Regions from separate parts of the Homo sapiens genome. Here region 2 is linked to region 1. The links are chromatin contacts, found by Hi-C or POLR2A ChIA-PET in ENCODE. All regions are on one chromosome and are shown on one strand. The core of a region is the stretch at or near the end of the contact, and the rest is flanking DNA. Distances in the headings are between cores, read along the strand shown.

Region 1 (7,273 bases), core at 3,382-5,881:
TGCCAGCTTGTCACCAATTCCGCCTGTGCTTGTTCCTTGCCCAAGAGGCAGAGACTGATATGAAGAGTCATGGCACTGTAGCCAGAAGTGCAGCGACATCTCTGGTGTATGGATTCCTCCAGCAGTTCTAGGGACCTGGCAAAGCAAAAGGCTGCCACATGGAAACGGGAGGATAGAAACAGTCATGATCATGATGCTGGCTGGCACTTAAAAGTGCTTATTATGCACTAGGCACTGTGCTGAGCTCTTCACACATTCTATGCTTTCAATCTTCACAATGAACTTATGAGAGCTATTATTATCCCCAAAGAAGACTGAGGCAGAGACAGGTTAAATAACTGACCTATATTTACACAACCCAGGCTCCTCACCGCCGTGAGAGAGCTCAGATGACTCGCCCTCAGTTTGGAGTCTGAAAAAGAAACTCTGAAGAAGAACAGAGACACAGATTGCCAGGCTCTCCCCTAGGCCCAAACCTCCCCCTTAAATACTGGCTCTTACAAGCAGATGCCTTGAACAAAGCCTGTGCCCAGCTAAGTGAAAATCTTTCACTTACCTTCCAGAGGTCACCCTGATGCAGACGAAGAGAAAAGATAAATTTGCTCAGCTTCAGATGTAGCCATCGTTCCTATCATAGGCAAGAGCATCTCCGTAGTGATGAAAAGCTCTATAATTTTAAATGTGTTATTGGTCTAAGCACAATTTACACTAGGGATGAAAAAAAGGAAGAGATTTATGAGATGTAAGATAGAAAGATAAACTCTTGTCCCTTAGTGGCTATTAGAAACATTGCCAACATACCATAAATGTGTGAAAGATGACGTGATTATTTTGCATTTCCACTGGGCATTTCATATGTTGCAAGAATTTACTGGGGCCAAAGTCCCCAGTAAAGATGGTAGAGTCTGGGGAGGGGAGGTGGAGGAGGCCCCACTGACCAAGCCCCCATCTGGGATGGGTATAGGGCAGGTGGCTTTAGGCAGAGAGAGCACACTCTGTTGCCTAAGGTGCAACACCTACCAGCATCCTCTTTATTTCCTGCCTCTAGCCACCTGCTCTGGGGGCAGGTTCGGTGGCCAGGCACTGCCCCATGTTTCATCAGGCTTTGGTGTCAGATTCTGGGTCTAAGTGTTCCAGTCCATCACAAAATCTGAAACAAGAGAGGGCAGCCAGGACAGGAGAACTGGCAAGGTTCATCTAACTACCCCTAAAAGCCTCATAAACATAAGCATCCAGTGAGTTAGTGCCACCAACCTGGCCCCAAGAGACACAGGATATTTTATCAAAGAGAAAGAGATTGGTGATCAGAAAGTGATTTACCTGAAACCCACTTGAATTATTCTCACAGCTGGCCAATCTGGACCGGTTATCCTGGCAGGGACATCATCAACATCAACATCTGAAAGCCCAGTCACAGGAAGTTAGTCACAGGGCAGGCTGCTGAGTCAGGGCTGGGATGAAGGTCACATAGAGTCCTGGGGTTAAACCAGGTGATGTGTCCGAATCTCCTCTGACCCAGCAGCCAGTGTCTTGAGCAGGAGGTAAACTCCAGCTCTGACCCCTGGAGAAATGTGATAGCAGGCTTGGGCTTTTAATTAATTTACTTATTTGTAGAAATGGGGGTCTCATTATTTTGCCCAGGCTGGTCTCAAACTCCTGGCCTCAAGTGATACTCTTGCCTTGGCCTTCCCACACTCTAAGATTACAGGTGTGAGCCACCATGCCCAACTTTTGGTTTTGGTGGGACAGGACAACAACTATTGGGAAATTAGGGTTCTAAGATTTGCTCATGTTTTGGTGACATCAGTCATTTCTTGTGGAGCCAAGTACAGGGTATATGTCCCATGGCCTGTAAGAGAGAAGGCAGATGACTGGGTGAGGTTTCACTTTCTGCAAGTCAGATATCTTTCCAATGGACCCACCACTCTCAAATACAACTGTTAAGAGAATTAGCAATAGAACATCTGCAAGTCAATTGAGGTGTCCTAAGGGGAAGTGCTATGGAAATGGTCTCATGAAGCACTTGTGAAGTTAGCGATATGGAGTCCTTAAATGGATGGAAATGAGGACTACATGTCAGAAGTCCTGGATTTCACTATCGTGACTCCTGTATCTGACCAGGAGAGTACTTTGGTGGCTGTATCCTATATTTAAATTTAGGCTGCAAATGGAAAAACAGTTTTTACAACTCTAAATACACTTTCTACTACAGAGAATGGTGACTGAAGCAAAAGTAAAAATAGCTGCTCGCACCACGGTTTGAGAAAATCTAAATCTGAAAATGATCATTTTTATTTGCATGCTACCAAATAAGGACATTGGGGAAGCAATGAGTCACCAGTATTTTAGCATTTACCAGATTCCAACATGATGTGAGGATATTCTTTAAGATGAGATTTGAATATGCTCTAATCTACGTTAAGCTTTACCCTTGAAGTGTAACCCTAAGTTCCTATCTGAAAAACGGGCCATACTTGGGAGACTCAAGTGGGAGGATCGCTTGAGCCTGGGAGGTGAAGGTTGCAGTGAGCTGAGATTGTGCCACTGCATTTCAGCCTGGGCAACACAGTGAGACCCTGTCAAAAAAAAAAAAAAAAAAGGCCAAATCACAGCTCTACAGCACAGTTACAGCAGTGCTCCAATTAATGATTTCAATGCCTTCAAACGCTCAAATACAAGGGAGTAAGACCTCACATCTGAAGAGTACCTTAGGCTTTTTAAAGTACTTTCACCTACATTATCTCATTTGATCACATTTGATTCTCACAAAATCCTTGAGGCAAGGTGTTTGTAAGTGTGTGGTTGCCATATTAGAATATCATTGAACTGTGGATCCTTCTGTGGAGACAGGATGAATCAGTACCCTGTAGGAAAAAAAAAAAAAAAGGAACAAACAAAGGAAAACTAGGAGGTTTAGAGATCTAAGCTCCCTGTTAACAGGCCCCTGTCACATGGCCCCTGTATAAACCAGTTCTCTTAGAGTGCCAAAACCCAGCAGAAAGCTTTAGAAATTGTTTACAACCCAAGTGTGTTTTCTTCTTTTCTATGCTTTTAGAAGACAGTTTAAAGAGAGTTAGGGAATGCTCTGGCCTTTTGTTTTGAAATTTTCTCTGCTTGTTGTCTGGTTGTCTGCAGACTGTGAGATTGGTCTATTTGCTTTAAACAGACTGAACAACTTTTAAAACAAGCAGGCTGTTATGATGGGTTGACTCATTTTGGATGTGCAAAGATGTTTACTGAGCTTCTCATTTAAAACTTGAAAATTCTTCTGTCTCAGTGTGACACAGTAATAGTTTAAAGGGGAGCGCCGTCTGTTGTAGTGTTTTGGAAGGTGGCATAAGAAAAATGTCTCTGTTCTACAGCATGATCAGCTATCTGCCTCTTCCCAAGGATTTTTCATGAGCCTTAGAAAGAAATCCATATCATTTAAGTTCCCAAGGGCAAACCACCTTTGCCAAGAGACCACTGAGTACAATTTCCAAAGATGGAACACATTTCTTGTTATGCTTCTGGTTTAGCCCAGTATCAGAGGTGGCGCTCAGTCCCTGCATCCCAGGGGAGAATGTTTTCTGGAGAGTTGGGGACAACTGCAATAGGTTTTACATATTAACTTATCACAGCAAAATAATGAAATGAATAAATTAAGATGACACCCACACTGTTCCCCTTCTTCACGCTACAGAGGTGGTGGGGCAGAAAGGGGGGTAAAAGGGATTACCAAGCCAGGAAGCTTGTACTTCTGTCCCCTCGGCCTGAATTAGCACCCATCTTTGTGGAACACAACTCGCTGTGAGGGGGTTTCTCCTGCCAGAAAGGAGGCCATGGAATGAGCAAGTCCAGGAGTGCTGGGCATTAGGACATCAAATAGCAGGTCGTAGGGACCAGGGATTAGGAAACAAGAGGTCTGGTCCTGCCTCCCTCTCTAATTATTTGTGTGACTTTGGACTAGGCATTCTACCTCTTTCATCTGTAAAATGAGAGGGTTGGACTACGTGTTCTCCAAGGTCCCTAACAGCTTCTAAAAAAGAAACATGTAGAGAGGTTGTGAAGCAAAACATGATGATCCCTGTTAACTGTAAAAGGAATAGACCTTGGAAGTGGTGCAAAAATAATCCGCAAGGAATGCTTGCGGTGGGTTGGAAAACTATAAGGAAACGGAGAATTGTGCGTCGTGTATAACATGAGTGGAGATATATGAGACAATCTAAAATGGGGCACATGTAAGCTCACATCTTAAAGCAGAAAAGTCAGGCTTTTGAACCGAGGCTTGCCCTATTCTTTTCTACAATCTCTCCCCATGATAATGTAGCACCTTGTGCACACAATTAAATGTCAGCCACAGAAAACATTTCCCTTGGCTTTGTTGTTCCAGAACGGGATTCTTTTGTCCTCAATATAATGGATATGCAGAAACAATGATAGAACAGAGATTTTTTTTCTAAAGCGATGACAAACACACTACTGCTTCCTCCCTCCCTCCCTCCTTCCTCCTTATCCCCACCCCCAAAAATAAATCATTGTTCCAAAAAAAAAATCCCATTGTCTATTGTCCACGGAGATCAAGATCCGCCTAGGAACAGCTCTGGCGGCCGCCGCAGCAGCCCCGAGCAGCCGGTAGGTGGCGCACGAAGGCAGCGCAGGCGGAGCGCGGGGCCGAGCCCAGAGCCGGGGTCTCGCCGCCCCCACCCCTGCCGCCGCCGCCGCCTTCCACCCCCTCCTCGCGTGCTAATTGCTGGATACTCTACTGGGACTTCGGTCAGGGAAAAAGAAAGCGGGAATGGGAGGCGGGGGTGGCGGGGGAGGTGGTGAATCCGGTTCCGAATACACAAAGCCTCCGGGGCTTCGGCGACCCAGGAGCAGGGCGCCCTCGGCCTCTTCCCCTCCTCCTCTCTCCCTGGGCGCGGGGCTGCTGCGGCCTAGCCGGCCTCGGCTCCCGCCGGAGGGACACACAGACCAGCAGGAGGAAAATGGTGACCGCGTGCACAGCCCCACGCGCCGCGGCGCCTGACGCCTGCCCGAGCCTGGGCGCCTCCCTCCCCAGCTCACCCATCCCGGCCGCGGAGCCCGGACCCACCCCGAGCGCAGGCCCGCCCGACGGGAGTCGCCCTCCCCTCGAGGAATGCCGAGGCCCACAGGAGGATTCCTTGACCTGACCGCGGGCCCCTGAGCAGCGGGTTCTGCCCGAGCCCGAGAGCGGGAGGCCCCACCAGGGGGTGCCCGGGCCGGCGGGCGAGCCCCCTTCCCGGTGGAGCCGCGGGGCCCATGCCCTCTGTGTCGGGGCTAACGCTGTCAGTTCCTGCAAAGATGAACGGCCCATGTGGTCGCCTGACCCCCCAACCTCTGCCTGGTGGAACATGATGTTAAAGAGTTCTGCTGGCCCTAAAGTCAGAAGCCTGGATTGAAACGTGAGCATGGACACCCTGGAGCTCTGTGACCTTGAGGATGTTCCTAAAGTCCCCAACTCCGCACCTCCCCAGCTATCAAATGCGGGGAATAATACTTACTTCCTAGGAATGTTGTGAAGATTTTTAAAAAGTGGTTCTTAACTTGGCAGGAAGCCTGGCATAGAGTACCTATCATTATGAACAACCCGACTCTCCTTGCAGGAGGAGGGAGAGGCACAGTTTGCCGCCCTTGAGACAGACCTGGCATCGCTGTTGCAGAGACTCAGCAGTAGGGGTTCCCAGCCGAGGAAACGTGGCTCCTAACAGGAGCTCCCATCTGTCCTCCGCTGCCCCCAGCCCCCATCCTCCTCCTGCCCTGCTGCTGTGACTGTGTGGGGCACTCCCCCTCTCCCTCCGCTCCCTGGATAGACCTGTGATTTATGCCCCTTCTCTTTTGGAGAGTTCTGACAGAGCCCTATCACCCAGGCTTGGGAGGCAGACCCTGGCTCCCCCATTTGCTAGCTGGGAGTTTAACCTCTGGGGCTTCAGTTCACTCCTCTATAAAATGGTGGGCCTGATACCTACTACACAGGTTTTTTGTGATGATTAAGGGAAATACTGTGTATAAATGCCTGGCATGTACTATCTCTTCAGTACATTTGAAAATTTAAATTTTACAGTTGAAATTAGGTTAGATTATCTTGCAGAAAATGATGGTGGTTCATTGGAATTTCCAGATTTCCATCGAAGGTGAACCCAGCAACTGCTAACAGCTTCTTACTCCCATCTGAGTCAGCAAGGTTATTTCCCTCCAGGAAAAGAGCAGAAATCCAGTGAGGCCGCATTCTCCCCAGAGCCTCACAGGTGTAACTCAGACACTTACTTAGGTTTAGTTGGCCATTTTAGAGCCCGAAGAGTCTCTGGGGGTGGGCCTGGCTTTAAAGTCGCATTCTAAGCCATGATTGTGTGTCTGGCTCATCAGGGCCTCCTTCCTAGCCGTCCCCACATGCACACTGCCGCCCAGCCAGAGGTGTGGTGGCTAGGGCAAGGGACTGAGCCAGCACCCACCTGAGGCAAGTAGGTCAGGAGCTGTGGACCCTTCTCTAAAAGGATACTGGAGAATTTCCGTGAGCATCGGATTTATATAGCTGTTCAGGCATTGGGCAGACTGATTCCCAGAGGCAGTGGCAGGACCAATAGGCAGCTGTGGTTGCTAGCCTCCCAGATGACCTCCAGTGACCCTTGCCTCCTGGTATTTATGTTCTTGTATATTCCCCTCCCCTATGAAGCAGGGCTAACCTGTGTGACCAAGTGAATATTGCAGAATGACAGTGTGACTTTCAAGCCCATGAAAGGCATTGTGGCTTCCACATTGCTGTCTCTTGCGTCATTCATTCTGGGGAAAGTCAGGCACCATGTCATGAGAACACTCAAGCAGTTGCTTGGAGTGGTCCATGTTTCAAGGAACTGAGGCCTCCACCATCAGCCAGCAGCAACTCACCAGCCGTGTGAGTGAGCCTTCTAGGAAGAGGATCCTCTAATGTTAATCACACCTTCAGATGACAGCAGCCCTGGCCAACAGCTTGGCCTGGTAAAGAGACTCTGGGCCAAAATCATGCAGCTAAGCTATCCCTGAATTCCTGACTCACAAAACAACTGTAAGATAAAAATATTTCAGCCTATTTGAGGTGCATAGATGCTGTATAGATGACGAACATGGCAACATGAAAAAAGTCCCAGGCTTCCATTGGCCAACGTGGGGCTGATAATAAGGGTTCTGCCCCCTCAAATGATCAGCTCTGCTAGTTCCATATATGTCTGGGATCTAAAAACCTTTTTTTGACCTCACCTGAGGCCCCACCTTCAAAGGATCTAGGGGAAAAAAACAA
Region 2 (7,273 bases), core at 2,934-5,433, 220 kb after region 1:
CACTCCCCTTTTCTTTTTGAGGCAGTGTCTCACTCGGTTGCCCAGGCTGGAGTGCAGTGGCGTGATCTCGGCTCACTGCAACCTCTGCCTCCCAGCTTCAACCTGGTCTGCCTTAGCCTCCCGAGCAGCTGAGATTACAGGTGTGCACCACCAAGCCCAGCTAATTTTTGTATTTTTAGTAGAGACGGGGTTTCGCCATGTTGGCCAGGCTGGTCTCAAACTCCTGACCTCAAGCAATCCACCCACCGCTGCCTCTCAAACTGCTGGTATTACAGAGGTGAGCCACCATGCCCTGCCTCTCTTCCACTCTCTGTTCTCTTTCTTCCTTCTTTTCCTTCCTATCTCTGGCCTACTCCATGAAGTCTGAGCTAGCAAAGGCATATTTATCCAGTGGTATGTATATAACCATTCTCATTCAAGTTGATGCTTCAAGACCCACTCACAGAATGTGTAATTTACCTCTCAAAAATTCAGATACCTCTGTATGCATTTGTATAGAAATGCATATTATTGGACATCAAATAACTCCCATCTATATAAAAGAAAATAAAATCTTATTTTAAATGTTGGGAATATAAGCATTTTAAAAATGTTCACAGTCAAATCATTTTGTCAAACAACAAAATGATTCCTTGGTGTCCTCCATGAAAGTTTCATAGACAATTTCAGAGACAAGCAGAATGGGTCAGACACTCGCTAAATAGTAATTGTAGTTCTGTTCTCTCAGGGACTTGAGTTGAATTAAATGTATTAGCTCAGATTGTCATAACGTCTCAAGAATAGAAGGAGGGTAATGTTTTATGTTTATGTAATAAGTGAAAGGAGACTATTATTATGCATAATATATATATTTGAATCCTATTTAAATCGGCAAAGAGTTCATTCTTGACACTGATTCTCCTACTCTGGCAAGATAAGGTCAGTAGGAAAGACATAAATATGGCAATTACTCTGTGTGTAATTTAACATTTGCATTTTCCACAAAATTATAATGTCCTTTTGTTCATCACCGTACCCTGTATTGTTGATTTTTTGAAGGGGTGTGCTTTGAAGTTTCTAATTTCTGTTGAATGTAATATTTTAGTGTGGCGCCCAAGGGCTAGAGGAAGGAGGGATGGACAGATTGGTGGATATCAACCATATAAACGTTGTGTAGGAGAGGGAGAGTTGCATTACTTGTTGATGTTCAGGTGGGAGGGACCCTTGTCCTCTACCTGGAGATGAGTTCTGTTTGTGAATCCCACATAATTTTTGAAGACTGCACTTGATGAGTACCTCCCTCTCTGGAGTTTAGGCAAGTTTTAAGATGTGTCCCGGAGTTCACGGTATATTTCTTTGTTTCCCTTTGCCTCCCACCCAATAGCCATTCACTCTTTCAGATGATTGGAGCTGCTCTCAACACTACAATGGAATAGAAATGAAAATGGGAAAACATTCCTGCCTTCAAGGATCTTGTTAGATGCTCTCTCTCCCACTTCTTCTCCCTGTGTGTCTCTGAGACCAGATATAAGTAAATACCTATAAAGGAAAAAAGTCAGAATTCGGTAGCACCCCACCCCTTTCCTGGGCCTTTTCGACCCTAACCCCTCTCTTGTTGACTGCATTCTGGTCTCACTGGTCTGTCCTCTCATGTCTTTGTGCACTCCATTTTCCTCATTCACTTATTTAGTTTCTGTGAGTGTGCGTTGTTTGCCCGCTCCAGCAGTAGCAAATGAGTTGGCCTTTGAACTTCCTGCGTGTTTCCATTTCTTTCTTGAGGGGTAGGGATAAGAGGAGAGGTTGATAGTGGTGATAATAGAGTATCTTTGCTCCTAAAAGGTAAAAGAGGAAAATCCCAGGCATTGTACAGCAGTGCACTAGCACCCATGTCAGAGTAGCTCTTGTTGCTTGGTGCGTATTAACTCTGGGACAATCCACTGAAGTGGCCTCTTTGTCAAATGCATGCCTGGCCCTGCATTCAGACAGCATTGCAGGGCAGTATGAAATACAGAGATGGAATGAGACAAGCAGTGGCAATGCCATGTCACCTGCACAGTCGGGGTGGGTGGGCTGTGCCTACAGTGCTATGGGGGTCAAGAGGAGGAGCAGATAACGAAAGCCTCTGGGAGAGGAGACATAACCTTCAAGGTTAGGGGCCTGGTGATTCAGAGAATGGTAATGCTTCTGATCAAGGCATGTTTAGTCCTCAGACCACTCATGGCACAAGGGTAAAGACCACCATGCATGGTCAGCCATGGTTCCATGGCTGTGGGCTGTGGGAGTTAGTGGGCCTGTGGATTTCCGCTAGAACATGCCCAATTGACCGTACCAGGGAGCAGTCCAGCAGACAGGTTGGGACATGATAGGACTGTCATCCAAAGCTTCAGCGATGCTTCCTGAAATTTCTGTGAGGCTGGTGTGGTTCTCCCCTTTGAATTTACTCTTCTTTCTGTGATTTCCCTCAGTCTTCATCCCAAGAAAGTTATGGCATTGTGTTTAATTTGCCTTAATTTATCTTTTCTTTTTTTTCTTTTTTTTAGACGGAGTCTTGCTCTGTCTCTCAGGCTGGAGTGCAGTGGCACGATCGATCTCGACTCACTGCAACCTCCACCTCCCAGGTTCAAGGGATTCTCCTGCCTCATCCTCCCGAGTAGCTGGGATCATAGGCGCATGCTGCCACACCTGGCTAATTTTTTGTATTTTTAGTAGCCCGTGTTAGCCAGGATGGTCTCGGATCTCCTGACCTCGTGATCTGCCCACCTCAGCCTCCCAAAGTGCTGGGATTACAAGCATGAGCCACCACGCCCAGGCCTTATCTTAGTATTATTCCTGTATATGCAGAAGTTGCCCTGTCGTTGCAGCTGTCATTTCACAAGCACCTTCATGAATAATAATAGCCGAGCTTGCAAGTGCTAGCCTCTGTTCCCTGTGTTTTATGTAGACTAACTCTTAATTATTGTCATAACCCTGGGAGGTAGGGACTATTATCCTCTTTTACAGATGGGGAAGCTGAGGTACAGGGCATTCAGTACTTGTCCAAAGTCACACGTGTAGTAAGTAGCAGAGCTGGCATTATGGACCCAGGCAATCTGGCCTAGGAGCCATTGCTCTAAATATGTGTGATACTTCCTCAGGACAAACAGTGATCATGTTTGGCCCTAGGAAGTCAGGGAAGGAAAACATATAATCCTTGCCACCAGTAGAGAAAAAAGACACACCCATAAAAATATCAGAAGCCATGTAGGATCTCTCCATACTGATGTGCTGCCTGTTTTGTTTGCTTTTATCAGTCCAAATATTTTTCTTTGGAGCCACAAGAGGTGCACCATTGCCAGCCAGCTGGGTGACCTTGGACAATTCATTTCACTCCCTGCCGTATCTGTAAAATGCAGGTGTGAGATCAAATCATCTTCAGGGTCCTTTCCAGCTCTGAAGTTCTGTGGTTCTGTGGTTTTGGAATGTTTTTGCGTAAAGCACTTGGCAGCACTAGAAACAGTCAGCATTTCCGAGTGCATTTCTTTCTGACTCTCTTCTTCACCCATGTAGAATTTCTGAAGTATCCTGTGATCTTTATTAATCACATAGGGACTGTCATCTTCTCAGACTAGTGGAATGGCTAAGGTGCCCTCTGCAGAAGATATCTTAGCTAATGTTCTCATTACTGACTAATTGGCTAACGAGACTTCTCTCACATTGCATTTAGGCTGATTGATAGTTTTCTATCACCTGATGGGTGGAATGGACAGCCAAACCAATTATCACCACAAAGAGAGCCCCATACAGCAGAGCAGTGTAGCTCGAGACAAAGGGCCCTTATAGATTATGTCTAATCAGGGTGCCTGCTGAGAGTTTGTTAAACAAAATGATTTTCTGAAAAGTACAGTTTAACATGCGTTGAAATACACGTACCTTAGGGTCATATGTAACTCAGTGGGCCTTGTCTTATTGAAAGCAATGTGTTTCTGATTATGTAAATATGGATAGCCTGCATAACTAGTTAGCTGTATAACTAACACTAGTTAGCTTTGTGCTGAATGAAGACGTGCGTTTGTTTGTTCAAAACTGAAGCTGCAGGCCTCCTGTGAGTCACATTGTGGGAGACATGCTCTACTTAGATGGAATCTTGTAGACATAGGGCATTACTCAGATTCCTTTTTGTATTTTCTTTTCATGTTGCTCAGGCTATTTAAAGGAAATAATATTCAGGTCACTTGCTTAGTCATTTAAATTGAGTCCATTTCTTTGTAGCTAATGCATTAATTTATTGAAATCTCTATTTAAAGTGCAAACTCCAGTTTTAGAGCAGAAAGATAATAATGTGCTAAGGATTCGTGTTAAAACCTAACCTGAGGAACTTCTTGATCCGTTCTTAGTTTGTTTTTTGTTTTGTTGCTGTTTTGTTTTTGTTTTTTTTTTTTCAAGCAGAGGGTCAGAAGTCATTTATAGTGCTTCCCTATACACAGTCTTGAGCTTCAGGTTTTCTGGGAACAAAAACATCAGGGTTCTTAGTGCCTCACTTTCCCAGTAATCTACTGAACTGTGTTATATGATCGTCAGTGGACTAAAAGATACCAGTGAATTAATATAAAGTCTTTTAGTTCTATTTCCCCCAAGCAGGGCCACAGCGATGTCAGCTGGGATCCTTGGAACTTGTGACAATATCAGTCTGATATAAATTCTTGTGTTGAAGCAAGTTTCAGTATTGGAAAGTGGGACTGAAGAGCACAGAGCACTGACCATAGCAGCAGCATGTACCATAGTGTGCTTCTGAGCCACCGTCATCTTCAAGGTGTTTTCTAAAATACACACCAAGAGTTGGATTCTAAAGATTGGCTCTAGGAGACAAACTTTTGGGAAAAGAAGTGAAAGAAAGCATGGTTATTTTTATAACTTAACAATTTTCCAGTAAATTATTCTTGTCTGACTGTTAAATAGAGGGACAGAGGAAGAAAGGATATGCCACTTGGAATGGGAAAAGGAGGGCTGGAGCACAAAATTGGCCGTGGTTGAGGTAGAAAATAGGCAGCTGTTCTTCTCATCTTCTCCTGAGCCTTCTGCTCCAGGAGATTCCTGCTGGAGCTGTGCTTGGACTCTCTGGCACACCGTACAGTCTACACTGAGCCATCAAAGAAGTTGCAGGAGAGGTGCTGATCTAGCTCAGCACCCGACTTGAAAGGGTCATTGTGTGGCACAGCAGTGGCATGGCTGTTTTCAAGGGAGCAGGTTTTTAATCGCGGTAGCTGTTTCATCCTCCCTGTAGTATTCTCTGACAGTGAAGATGGAGCCAGTAAATACTCATGTTCCTGCATGCTGGGTGACGGAGGTCTTGCTTTACATCCCTCTCTCCAGCTGCTGTGTCCACTTGAGGCAAATGTATCCAGGAAAGCAGTGAGGCAGGCAACGACAGGGGCCATTGGTAGATGTTCCCTTGGCTCATTTTAATACATACTGCGTCAGAATGGGCCTCACATGTATTAGAAATCACACACACTTGTTATTCAATGAAAACCTTGACTGACACTGTGTGTAAGCTCAGTTAACAGCAGAAGTACTGTTGACAACAGAATAAGGCTGTAACAGTGGCCAGTCATTTAGAAAAGGAATCGGTCCTAATCCTTACTTTCCTGTATAATCTATTCCCTTTCGTGGATATGCTTTGTTTCTGGTTTGAGTTCATCTCAATTCATTCTCAACTATGCTCTTTGTTCTTTGAACTCCCCAGTAAGAAATACATCAGGATAGAACTCTACCCAAAAAGTAGATAATGTGTTCCGAAGGGAATTAAACTAAAGCATTACCGTTCAACCTCAGGTAGAGCAATTTGGTGCTAAACTTTATTAATGTTAGTTTTTTGTTTTTGGGTTTTTTTTTTTTTTTGAGACGGAGTCTCGCTCTGTTGCCCAGGCTGGAGTGCAGTGGTGCAGTCTCGGCTCACTGCAACCTCCACCTCCCGGGTTCAAGCGATTCTCCTGTCTCAGCCTCCTGGGTAGCTGGCGTGCCACCACGCCCGGCTAAATTTTTGTATTTTTAGTAGACGGGTTTTCACTGTGTTAGCCAGGATGGTCTTGATCTCCTGACCTCGTGATCTACCTGCTTGGCCTCCCAAAGTGCTGGGATTACAGGCGTGAGCCACTGTGCCCAGCAATGTTAGCATTTTAATGGAAAGATTTTTACATATATTCCCTAGAGGTAAGGATGTGGTTTGTAATTTAAAAGCTATATGTTATTAAGTGATGATTGCAGTAATTATACTATTGGATAAAACAAGGAGGAAAACCTGGGTCCTGTGTTCAGATATCTGATTTGGAAAGGACTCCGTTGATTTCACATATTTGGAACATGAACTTTCTGTTTTTCAGGGTTTCACCTTAGAATTTCCTTGGCTTGGCCGGGCGTGGTGGCTCATACTTCTAATCCCAGCACTTTTGGAGACTGAGGCAGGTGTGTCACTTGAGGTCAGGAGTTCGAAACCAGCCTTGCCAACATGGTGAAACCCTGTCTCAACTAAAAATACGAAAAAATTAGCCAGGCATGGTGTGGCAGGCACCTGTAATCCCAGCTACTCAGGAGGGTGAGACAGGAGAATTGCTTGTACCTGGGAGGCAGAGGTTGCAGTGAGCCGAGATCATGCTACTGCACTCCAGCCTGGGCAATAGAGCAAGACTCCATCTCAAAAAAGAACTTCCTTGGTTCATATTGTTGGACAACTGAATACATTTTTAGCTTGTGTCTGGTAACTGTTTCCCAGTGGGGTTTGTAGATGTTGCTTTGCCTGCCTCTACCCATGTATAACCTCCATCAATATGTTATTTGATTTGGTTGTATATTATTAACTGGAACTTCCTGGAATTAGACAAGCAGGGATTCAAACTACAATCAAATAATAGCAATGCCCTCTTTGTTACTTTCCTTTCAAATCTAAAGCAAGACAAAAATTCAGCTACTGAATAGTTGAATACTGAAAATCAGAGGTATCTTCACAGAGCTAGTAAGCATCAGACTTGGTTTGAATCCAGGTACTCTGATTCCAGATCTCAGTGCTCTTAACCACTGTGCTATATGGCGTTATGGAGCATCTAGCACAAAATAGACATTCAGTGAGGTGATCAGACATCATTTGGGAGTTGAGGTGCTCCTCAGGTTGGGCCCACCCAGCCTTTCCTTCTGATCCTTGTTCTTCAGTATTCTGCCACTCAAACCCAGTAAAATCTTTCTTTCTCATACCATATGTCTTCCAACTCCATCTCTTTTTCAAGGTATGTGTGAACATTGGACATCAAAACTTCAATGGTTT

Evidence for each region. Hi-C counts contacts between places; a loop is a spot of excess contacts on that map. ChIA-PET counts read pairs that join two places held with the same protein, here RNA polymerase II (POLR2A). Pooled maps may share reads with other maps.
Region 2: a map of HAP-1 shows a loop between it and region 1 (2.2-fold over the local background). The contact joins two enhancer-like sites. A Hi-C loop is called at or near these places in 19 of 168 maps with a recorded cell type or tissue (CD8-positive, alpha-beta T cell, HAP-1, K562 and 13 more) and 16 of 50 pooled maps. POLR2A ChIA-PET finds 5 or more read pairs at or near these places in 10 of 52 experiments (Caco-2, HEK293, MCF 10A and 6 more).

Annotation. Positions count from the first base shown.
Region 1 is chr4:140,250,694-140,257,966 of GRCh38, reverse strand. It overlaps a transcript of SCOC not described here. Among named protein-coding and RNA genes, the nearest start is that of MAML3, 100 kb to the right of the region's middle. Within about 2 kb of position 4,631, at least 28 of the 41 ENCODE cell types and tissues checked have a DNase peak (open chromatin) inside an H3K27ac peak, as active enhancers do.
Region 2 is chr4:140,034,366-140,041,638 of GRCh38, reverse strand. The region is part of intron 1 of MAML3 (mastermind like transcriptional coactivator 3); the gene reads left to right. All of the region lies in intron 1 of LOC124900783 (a long non-coding RNA gene), which reads right to left. Among named protein-coding and RNA genes, the nearest start is that of MAML3-AS1, 90 kb to the left of the region's middle. Within about 2 kb of position 4,183, at least 5 of the 41 ENCODE cell types and tissues checked have a DNase peak (open chromatin) inside an H3K27ac peak, as active enhancers do.